Linked DNA regions of Homo sapiens: region 1 is linked to region 2. The links are chromatin loops, found by intact Hi-C in ENCODE. Cell type or tissue: mammary epithelial cell. All regions are shown on one strand. Links, peaks and the distances in the headings refer to the core of each region. The heading gives the core; the rest is flanking DNA. Region 1 holds the start of TMEM14C (transmembrane protein 14C). Region 2 overlaps LOC101928146 (a long non-coding RNA gene).

Region 1 (5,243 bases), core at 1-5,000, 210 kb before region 2:
GGCCGTGAAACTCCTAAATAATCCCTAAAAGTTAAAAGTGGCAGAAAATAAGAATAATCCCCAAATACTCGCACCGGTCTCACGAAGGCCCCGGCTGTCTACAAGGGCGCGCAAGCCGCAGGAATGACTGCGAGGTGTCGCCGGAAATGCAGCGGCGGGCGCTCTCCGTCCCGGTGGCGGGGCGAGGAGAGGGGAGCGGCTCTGTTGTGCCTGCGCAGTGTACCGGGAGAGGGGCGGTCAGAGAATGGGGACGGTGCGGGCGGGGCTTGAGCCGCCAAGTAGCAGCATGCGCCCTGCATTCAGCGGGTGGAGAGTGGGGCGGGGCATCGCGGCGAGCTCCTGAGTCCAGGGAACGCGGCGGGGAATCTCTGTGCTTCCCCTGTCCGCAGCGCCTGCAGGGCCGACCAGTATCAGTCCCAGGTCCAATCCTGAGTGGCCAAAAGCAGGAGACCCGGAGTTGGACCTGGGACTTGCACAAGCCGGACCACGTGAGCTCGGCCACGCCAGAGGTGAGGCCACCGCTGCGGGACCAGGGAATCTGAGGCTGGATTTTGAAGGACCCCATTAATAGAGGAACAAGTTACAGGGTATAAACCAGATGCAGGCCATCAGGGAGGAGTGTCACTCAAGCCCGATCTTGTCTACACCAGGAAGGGCCTGCCTGGAAGAAAATACGGGGGCTGCAGAATAATGTGGCTCAAAGCCAAATATCCGTTTGTTTTAGGGAGTGAGGCTGCTTGAGAAGCATCTTAAAGGGGGATGGGGAGTAAGTTAAACCTGATTTTTACCCAGCTCTGTGGACCCAAAATATCCACAGCATATTATCTCCATTCCCACTTGGAGTCACTCCTATTCCGTTTCCTGCACCACCATTCTCTTAGTTGCTCTACACTAAAATTTGCTGTCATCGTTGACTTCTCCCTCTCCATCCCCTACAAGTATCAACATACACAAATCTGACCAATATAATTGTCAGTGAATAAAGCGAATTCCAGCCAAGTTTTTTTTTTTTTTATGTGGAGTCTCACTCTATTGCCCAGGCTGGAGTGCAGCGTATGATCTTGTCTCACCACTACCTCTGACTCCCATGTTCAACTGATTCTCCTGCCTCAGCTGCCTGAGTAGCTGGGATTATAGGCCTGTACCACCACCCCTGGCTGCCAGGCTAATTTTTGTTATTTTTAGTGGAGATAGTGAGAGATCACAACGTGCCAGTGTGTTCAAAATTGATGGCTTCTTGGTCTGACTTGAGAAAGCTGCAGACCCTCGCGATGAGTGTTAGTTCTTAAAAGCAGTGTCTCTAGAGTTTTTCTTCCGATGTTTAGAAGTATTCAGGGAGTTTTTCTGCTGGTGGGTTTGCTGTCTCACTGGCTCAACGAGCAAAGCTACAGACCTCTGTGGTGGATGTTAAAGCTCTTAAGGCAGTGTGTCTGGAATTGTTTGTTCTTCCCGGTGGGATCGTGGTCTCCCTAGCTTTGGACTGGCTCAAGGAGCAAAGCTACAGACTTCTATAACGAATGTTAAAGCTCTTAAGGCAGTGCGTCTGGAATATGTTTGTTCTTTCCGGTGGGATCGTGGTCTTCGTAGCTTTGGGAGCAAAACTGCAAATCTTCGCAGTGAGCGTTACCACTTGTAAAGACAACACAGGACCTAAGCACCGAGCAACAGCAATATTTGTTGCAAAAAGAAAAAGAGAAAGAACAAAGCCTCCTCCACATAGAAGAAAACCCAAGTGCGTTACAACTACTGGCTTGGGCAGCCTGCTTTTATTCTCTTATCTGGCCCCACCCACATCCTGCTGATTGGTAGAGCCGAGTGGTCTGTTTTGACAGGGTGCTGATTGGTGCGTTTACAATCCCTGAGCTAGATACAAAAGTTCTCCACGTCCCCACCAGATTAGCTATAGAGTGTCCACACAAAGGTTCTCCAAGGTCCTGCCAGAGTAGCTAGATACAGAGTGTGGATTGGTGCATTCACAAACCCTGAGCTAGACACACGGTGCTGACTGGTGTGTTTACAAACCTTGAGCTAGATACAGAGTGCCGATTGGTGTATTTACAATCCCTAAGCTAGACATAAAGGTTCTCCACGGTCCCCACCAGAGTAGCTAGATACAGTGTCCATTGGTGCATTCACAAACCCTGAGCCAGACACAGGGGGCTGATTGGTGTGTTTACAAACCTTGAGCTAGATATAGAGTGCCAATTGGTGTATTTACAATCCCTGAGCTAAACATAAAGGTTCTCCACCTCCCCACCAGACTTAACCCAGCTGGCTTCACCCAGTGGATCCCACACCAGGGCTGCAGGTGGAGCTGCCTTCCAGTCCTGCGCCCTGCGCCCACACTTCTCAGCTCTTGGGTGGTTGATGGGACTGGGCCCTGTGGAGCAGGGGGTGGTGCTCATCAGGGAGGCTCGGGCCCTACAGGAGCCCACGGAGGTGGTGGGAGGCTCAGGCATGGCGGGCTGCAGGTTCCGAGCCCTGCCCCGTCGGAAGGCAGCTAAGGCCCCGCGAGAAATCCAACGCAGCGCCGGTGGGCTGGCACTGCTGGGGGACCCAGTACACCCTCTGCAGCCGCTGGCCTGGGTGCCAAGCCCCTCATTGCCCAGGGCCGGCCGGCCGGCTGCTCCGAGTGCGGGGCCCGCCAAGCCCACGCCCACCCGGAACTCCAACTGGCGCGGAAGCGCCGCGCGCAGCCCTGGTTTCCGCTCGCGCCTCTTCCTCCACACCTCCCTGCAAGCTGAGGGAGCCAGCTCTGGCCTTGGCCAGCCCAGAAAGGGGTTCCCACAGTGCAGCGGTGGGCTAAAGGGCTCAAGTGCCTCCAAAGTGGGAGCCCAGGAAGAGGAGGCGCCGAGAGCGAGGGCTCTGAGGACTGCCAGCACGTCGTCACCTCTCACTAGCAGCCTTCGCTTGCTCTCGGTGCCTCCTTAGCATCGGCCAGGCTCGAGGAGCCCTTCAGCCCGCCGCTGCGCTGTGCGGGGCCCTCCCTGGGGCTGGCCGAGACCGGAGCCGGCTCCATCTGCTCGTGGGGAGGCGTGGAGGGAGAGGCGCAGGCGGGGACTGGGGCTGCGCTGCCCCGGGTTCCAGGTGGGCGCAGGCTCGGTGGGCCCCGCACTTGGCGCGACCTGCCGGCCCCTGCTGGGCTTGATCGGAGGCTGGGTCCAGTGCGTGGACCGCCGTTCCCTCTTGGCGGGGTCGTTGGCCACGATGGCGGGTCTCTGTCTCTCTCCTCCTCTTTTCCTCTTGGTTGTGTGGGAGGAGCTCCCGGAGTGCCCAGGCTAGTTGCCAAAAAGTCCCACCCAACTCCCAGCGAGAGGTGAAGCCCGCTGGGCTTCTGGGACGGGTGGGGACTTGGAAAACTTTTGTGTCTAGCTAAAGGATTGTAAATGCACCAGTCAGCAGTTTTTTGTCTAGCTAAAGGTTTGTAAACGCACCAATCAGCGCTCTGTGTCTAGCTAATCTGGTCAGGACTTGGAGAACTTTTGTATCTAGCCAAAGGATTGTAAACGCACCAATCAGCACTCTGTGTCTAGCTAAAGGTTTGCAAATGCACCAATCGGCACTCTGTAAAATGGACCAATCAGCTGGATGTGGGTGTGGCCAGATTAGGGAATAAAAACTGGCCACCCACAGCCAGTAGGGGAAACGTGCTTGGGTGTTTTCTTGGGCTGACAGAGCTTTGTTCTTTTGCTTTTTGCAATAAATGTTGGTGCTGATAGTTCTTTAGATCCGTGCAATGTTTATGAGTTTTAATACTCACCGTGATAAGGCTACAGTTTTGCTTCTGAAGCTAGTGAGACCACAAACCCACTGAAAGCAGATGAAAAACTGGATGTGCCACCTTTATGAACTGTAGCACTGACTGCAGAGGTTGGTGGTTTTATTGCTGAGGCTAGCAGAGAGCACAAACCCACCAGAAAGAACAAGTAACTGCAGATGTGCCACCTCTAAGAGGTGTAACACTCACTGCAAAGGCCTGCAGCTTCATTCCTGAAATCAGTGAGACCGTGAACCCACCAGTAGGAAGAAACTAGATAATGTCTGAATGTCGGAAGGAACAAACTTTGGACCCACCATCTTTAACAGTTGTAACATTCAATCATGAGGGTCTGTGGCTTTATTCTTGAAGTCAGCAAGACGAACCCACAAAGTCCAGACACAATGGGGTTTCACCATGTTGGCCCAGCTGGTCTCAAACTCTTAATCTCATCTGCCCACCTCAGTCTCCCAAAGTGCTGGGATTAGAGGCATGAGCTGCTTTGCTGGCCTTTGTAGCATGGTTTTTGCTTTTTTTTTTTTTTTTGAGATGGAGTTTTGCTGTTGTAGAAAGTAGAAAAGCTTCTCTTCAAACCTTGTCTTGGTTTAAAAATAGACACCAGGAATAATCACATCTTACTCCAAAGCCTGCTATCAACTGTTAGTTCTTACGATTTAGCCCAGTTAGTTGCTTTGGCTTATTCAGGCATGTCTGGACAGGCCCAAGCAAGTCTCAGCTCATATTTTATGCCCCTTCCTTATTTGGAAATGTTATTATTTCCTTAAACCTTTCATAAGCAACTTAGTCTCCTTTATCCTCCCTTGCACCTAACTATTTAGGAAAGTTTCAGGTTGTTAGCAAATTGGAAATTTAAGACCGAGGTCCAGCACCAGTCAATGCATGCAGGACACAGCAGTAAGGAGGACCCAAATGTGTAAACCCTCTGCTTTTCCTTTGTTCAAGTGTGCTATTGCCGTTGTTCCATCTGTGAGAAGCACCCTTTCTGCAGGAAGTGAAAATGGCCTTGCTGAGAGAATTAAATTTATGTTTGAGTGCTATTTTGTGGTGCTGGGGAACAAGCATTTCTAACAGTTGCCCAGGCTGGAGTGCAGTGGCATGATCTCAGCTCACTGCAACCTTTGCCTCTCAGGTTCAAGTGATTTTCCTGCTCAGCCTCCTGAGCGGCTGAGATTACAGATGTGTGGCACCATGCCTGGCTATTTTTTGTGTTTTTAGTAGAGACAGTGGTTCACCATGTTGGCCAGGCTGGTCCCACACTCCCAGCCTCAAGCAATCTGCCTGCCTGGGCCTCCCACAAGTGTCGGGATTACAGGTGTGAGCCACCATGCCCGGTCGCGGCGTATATTCTTAAAGACAAACTTTCCACTTGTGGCAGCACCTACCTTGCAGATAGCAAAATTGAAGCCCTTGTTTATCACAGCTGATTCTAACCAGCCAACGCTGATAATGACTAAGAACTTGCAGG
Region 2 (5,489 bases), core at 193-5,192:
CACTCTTGTTGCTCAGGCTGAAGTGCAATGGTGCGATCTCAGCTCACTGCAACCTCTGCTTCCCAGGTTCAAGCAATTCTCCTGCCTCAGCCTCCCAAGTAGCTGGGATTACATGCACCCACCACCACGCCCAGATAATTTTTGTATTTTTAGTAGAGAAGTGGTTTCACCATGTTGGCCAGGCTGGTCTTGAACTCCTGACCTCAGGTGATCCACCCGCCTAGGCCTCCCAAAGTGCTGGGATTACAGGAGTGAGCCACCTCACCCAGCCTTAAAAAAATTTTTTTTGGGGCCGGGCGAGGTGGCTCATGCCTGTAATCCCAGCACTTTGGGAGGCCGAGGCAGGCAGATCACCTGAGATTGGGAGTTCGATACCAGCCTGACCAACATGGAGAAACACCATCTCTACCAAAAATACAAAATTAGCTGGGCATGATGGCACATGCCTGTAATCCCAGCTACTAGGGAGGCTGAGGCAGGAGAATCGCTTGAACTCGGGAGGTGGAAGTTGCAGTGAGCCAAGATCACACCATTGCACTCCAGCCTGGGCAACAAGAGTGAAACTCCGTCTCAAAAAAAATAAAATAAAATAAAAAAATAAAAATCGTTTTTTTGTAGAGACGGGGTATCACTATGTTGCCCAGGCTGGTCTTGAACCCCTGGGCTCAAGGGACCCTCCTTCCTTGACCCCCCAAAGGGATTATAGGCATGAGCCACTGTGCCTAGCCTCAAGCTTATCTCTTCTCACTGCATAGGCCATCTACCTGGAATATTCTCTCCCCCTGCCTTGTCTTGAGTTCCTACTCATCTTTCAGGTCCCTATGTGACACTGCTTCCCTGGTGACCCTTCCTTGCTCTTCCAAGTCTGGGTTAGAAGCCCTTCACCTGCCCTAATAAAACCTTGTACTCCTACAATTGCTTGTTTGTTTGCTCTACCACTAGTCCATGGAGGACTATTTATTTTTAAAACAAAAAGTTAATATTTTATTTTTAAATGTATGATTTACAGGTGGTAATTATACGTATTTATGGGATGCAGCATGATGTTCCAATACATGTATACATTGTGTAATGATCAAATCATGGTAATTAGCATATCCATCACCTTAGACATTTATTGTTTGTTATCAGAACATTCAAAAACTGCTCTTCCAGGTATTTTGAAATATACAATGCATTATTATTAACTGTAATCCTCCTCCTATGCAGTAGAACTCCAGAGCTTATTCTTCCTCTCTATCTATAGCTTGGCACCTGTTGATCCATCTCTCATCACCCCCCTGCTCCTTTCCCTTCCCATTCTCTGGTAACCACTGTTCTATTCTCTACTTCTATGTGGATTCCACATGAGTGAGATCATGCAATATTTGTCTCTCTGTGCCTGGCTTATTTCACTCAACATAATGTCCCATGGAGAACTATTTCGGTCTGCTGGTCACTGCACTTTCAACACCTTGCTTATGGTAGGCACTCACCGAATTAAGTTTAGCCACCCTTCTTTCCTCTATACCAGAGATCAGCAAAACCACAGCTGGGGGGGTCCAGTCTGGCTCGCTGCATGTTTTTAGACAATCTCTCAGCTAGAATGGTTTTATATTTTAAAATGGTTGGGAGAAAATCCAAAGAAGAAAAATGTTTTGTGACACATGAAAATTATATGAAATTCAAATTTCGGTGTCCATAAATACAATTTTATTGGAACACAGCCGTCCTCATTTGTTTACACAGGGCCTATGGCTGCTTTCACGTTACAATGGCAGGGCTAAGTTGTTGCCACATCTGACCACCGAAGCTTAAAATGTTTTCCATCTGGCCTTTACCAGAGAAGGTTTGCTGACCCTCTCCTCTGTATCTACGGATGTCCCTTGTATACCACTGTGCTTGCACTACATCAAGACAGCGATTGTGGACTTGATACCATTTTACAACTTTTTGCTTTATTTTCAAGATTTCCTCGTGAATGCCAGAATGACACGATATTTGGTAGCAAAGCATGAGCTTCAAAGAGAGGTTTGCGTGGGTCTAGATCCTGGCTTTGCTAGTTCCTAGTTGTGTGACGTTGGGCAAATCACTTTTCCTATCTGTCTTAATTTCTTTGTCAGTAAAATAAAGATAATACCAGTAGGGCTGTTTTGTGAGTTGATGTGTTAATAAGTAGAATGCACTCTGAGCAGTATTCACGCATAGTGAACACTCTGAAATGCTAGCTATTCTCACTGCACACGATCGCTTCTAGGGGCTACCTGTACCGCCAGTGAACTGGAAACTCACCCCACTGCACTTTGCCTGACACCGAGTGGCCCAAGCTTTGGCGAGAGGCAGTGCTGCCACACAGTGGCTCTATATGGGGTGGCTTGGCACACTCTTCCTTTTTTTTTTTTAGGTGATTGCAAATCTATGGATGAGACCAAGGGAGAATTTTCACGCCATCATAGCATTTTATTCCTCACCTGACTGGGAGCAGCTCGAAGGGAAGGACATGTCTCCAAAGACATGAGGAGTATTCAACGTGGCATTCGAGGCGCAAGGAAAAACCTGCCTATCCCAAGATCTCAGCCCCATCAGCCAGCCAAGGGATCCACAATGACCCTTATGAAGTTTCATAAGGAAGCTAATTGCTTAAATGAGATTTGAGTCAAGAAGGATGACCTAGCAATAACCTCTATATATCTCATTATGCCGTAAGTAACCAATAGAGGTTCTAGAAAATGCCATCCAATAGAGGTTCTGGAAAAATGGGACAAGAGACAGGTTAGATTAGATGGAAGAAAAGGCCTTCCATCTAAGCAAGGCCTGGCATGTGGAATGCTAGTGGGGGCCCTCTGGACTGTGCTGGCAGGGCAGGTAAAGCAGCCAGGAGAGAATGTGAAAGTGGAAAGATGCCCCGGGGTGACGTGCCATCACTTAGATTTTATTTATTTATTTAGAGACGAAGTCTCCCTCTGTCACCCAGGCTGGAGTGCAGTGGCGCGATCTTGGCTCACTGCAACTTCTGCCTCCCAGGCTCAAGCGATTTTCTTGCCTCAGCCTCCCAAGTAGCTGGGACTACAGGTGTGTGCCACCATGCATAGCTAATTTTTGCACTTTTAGTAGAGACAGGGTTTCACCATGTTGGCCAGGCTGGTCTCGAACTTCTGACCTCAGGAGATCTGCCCAACTCAGCCTCCCAAAATGATGGGATTACAGGCGTGAGCCACTGCACCCAACCAGGTTATTTTCAGAATTAGAGATGAATCTTAAAAATCAAAATTTCCCCAGTGTCCCAGACACATTCAAAGCAAAATTACATAGAGGTTCGGCATCCCTAGTCTGAAAATCTGAGATCTGAAATGCTCCAAAATCCAAAACTTTTTGAGAGTTAATGTGGCACCATCAGTGGAAAATTCCACACCTGACTTCATGTGATGGGTCTCAGTCGAACAGCAGCCAAAACTTTGCTTCTTGGACACAATTATTTAAAATAGTGTATAAAATTATCTCCAGGCTATGTGCATAAGGTGTATATGAAATATAAATGAATTTCATGTTCAGACTTGGGTCCCATCCCCAAGACATCTCATTATGTATATGCAAATTTTCCAACCTAGAAAAAACTTGAAATTCAGAACACTTCTGGTCCCAAGCGTTTTGGATATGGGATACTCAACCTGTAGTTTCATTTTAATTATTTTGATGTAACTTAACTGAGCATCAAATTTTAAATTTTTTTTTTTTAATTAGAAAACTTAAATGGCTACATAAGAGGACAGTCCAGTGACAGACATGGAAAGAGGCTTAGAGGTCATCTCATTCATCACACCATTTTACAGAGGAAAGCAAAATGCCATCCAGAGAAGGAAAGTCACAAAGCCATCTAACCCCAGACCTGGGAGTAGCAGCTGATCACAGCGGGTCGGACACAAGAAGCTGCTTCCAAAAATCTTTCCTTCCATTTGTCCTACAGAGAAGACATCAGAAAACAAAATTTTATAAGCATGTCTCTAGCTCTAACTCACTATTCAACTAAAGGACAAATTAAATAGGGAATGAGATAACCTTAACTTCATGAGATTTGTTCTTATATGCAGTTTTCTACCCTGAGAAACCAATCTATGCTAAAGATAATATTTGTGCTTTTCAATGAGGCTGGTAAAATATTTGCACTTTGAAGCTCAGAGCGATAACATTTATTCATTCGGGTGAAACTTATCAGGATTAGGTAAATATAATCGAAGCAAAACAAAAATGATTTGGGAAACTTTGTGACCAAAACCAACAGGCGTATTCAGTACTCCTTTGAAGGTCACCTAATTCTAATAACATTTATATTTATAAATGTCCTCTAAGTCTTTTATCTTCTGCAAATAAATTATTTCTCACAATTACAGGTTAGTCCAATACATCAGCCTATTTTCAGAGTCCAGAGTTCTAACCATTACACGATGGAACCAGCCTATTTTCAAGCACATACTCAGTGTCTCCAGGATGAGGACACATTGTGGGGCTTTTCACAACTTCTCTCTCCCATCACCTGCCCCTCTCCTTCCATATTTAATATATTGTTGCATTTCTGTCAAATTAGCTGGAAGAGTAGTGTTTAATCAGGTGTACACACTGCCACAGTAACCTGGAAACTTCAAATTCTACCCCTAATCACTAATGTTGAAGACTTGCTAAAACAGGTTTTTTTGTTTGTTTGTTTTGCTTTTTGAGACGGAGTCTAGCTCTGTTGCCCAGGCTGGAGTGCTGTGGTGCAATTATCAGCTCACTGCAACCTCTGCCTCCTGGGTTCAAACAATTCTCCTGCCTCAGCCTCCCGAGTAGTTGGGATTACAGACATGTGCCACGATGCCCAGCTAATTGCTTGTATTTTTAGTAGAGATGGGGTTTCATCATGTTGGCCAGGCTGGTCTCAAACTCCTGACCTCAAGTGATCCTCCTGCCTCGGCCTCCCAAAGCGCTGGGATTACAGGCATGAGCCACCGCGCCCACCTAAAGTTTTAAAAATTGTGTAAATAACACCTACCATAAAATTTACCATCTGAACCACCTTTGAGTGTGCAATATAGTGTTAACTATATTGCATATTGTTGTATGACAGATGTCTAGAACTTTCTCACCTTTGCAAAGTTGAAACTTCATACCCATCAAAGAACAACTCTCCATTTCCTCTCCCCCCAACTCCTGGCAACCACATTCTGCTTTTTGTTTTCATGAGTTTGATTACTTTAAATACCCCATGTTCGTGAAATCATGCAATATTTTTCTTTTTGTGACTGGCTAATTTCACTTAGCATAATGTTTGCTAATCATCTTTGACATGCACTGGTCTACCCAACAAACATGAGCTGAGGGCCTAGTGCTGGCTAACATTGCCAGGAATAGCTGTCATACTAGAAAAATCTACTTGTAAAATGGTAAAAATAGCAGTATGGATTTGTAGAGGGTTTTCACACATACTATGTCATCATCATTTAAAGCAGGGTTGCTCACCCTTGGCACTATCAATA

What was found. A loop is a pair of places that touch in the nucleus more often than their neighbours do. Peaks named below come from ENCODE experiments on the same cell type or tissue, not always from the same donor. Only the 100,000 strongest peaks of a DNase experiment are listed, where the experiment ranks them.
Region 1: it touches region 2 in a loop (14-fold over the local background); 8 of 110 quality-filtered maps call a loop at or near these places.

Annotation. Positions count from the first base shown.
Region 1 is chr6:10,718,073-10,723,315 of GRCh38, reverse strand. It overlaps TMEM14C (transmembrane protein 14C), which reads right to left and starts at 246. Exons shown (of 6, transcript NM_016462.4): 1 at 75-246. RefSeq lists an enhancer at 1-246 and silencers at 186-315, 2,560-2,699, 3,030-3,189. In mammary epithelial cell, for the core only: a CTCF peak has its summit at 2,293 (motif pointing right); a DNase peak (open chromatin) is centred at 315; H3K4me3 peaks cover 2,120 bases; H3K27ac peaks cover 864 bases.
Region 2 is chr6:10,507,535-10,513,023 of GRCh38, reverse strand. LOC101928146 (a long non-coding RNA gene) reads left to right here. Exons shown (of 3, transcript XR_001743961.2): 2 at 2,384-2,681; 3 at 3,721-4,364. Among named protein-coding and RNA genes, the nearest start is that of GCNT2, 11 kb to the left of the region's middle. In mammary epithelial cell, for the core only: a CTCF peak has its summit at 2,331; no DNase peak of the experiment used is centred there.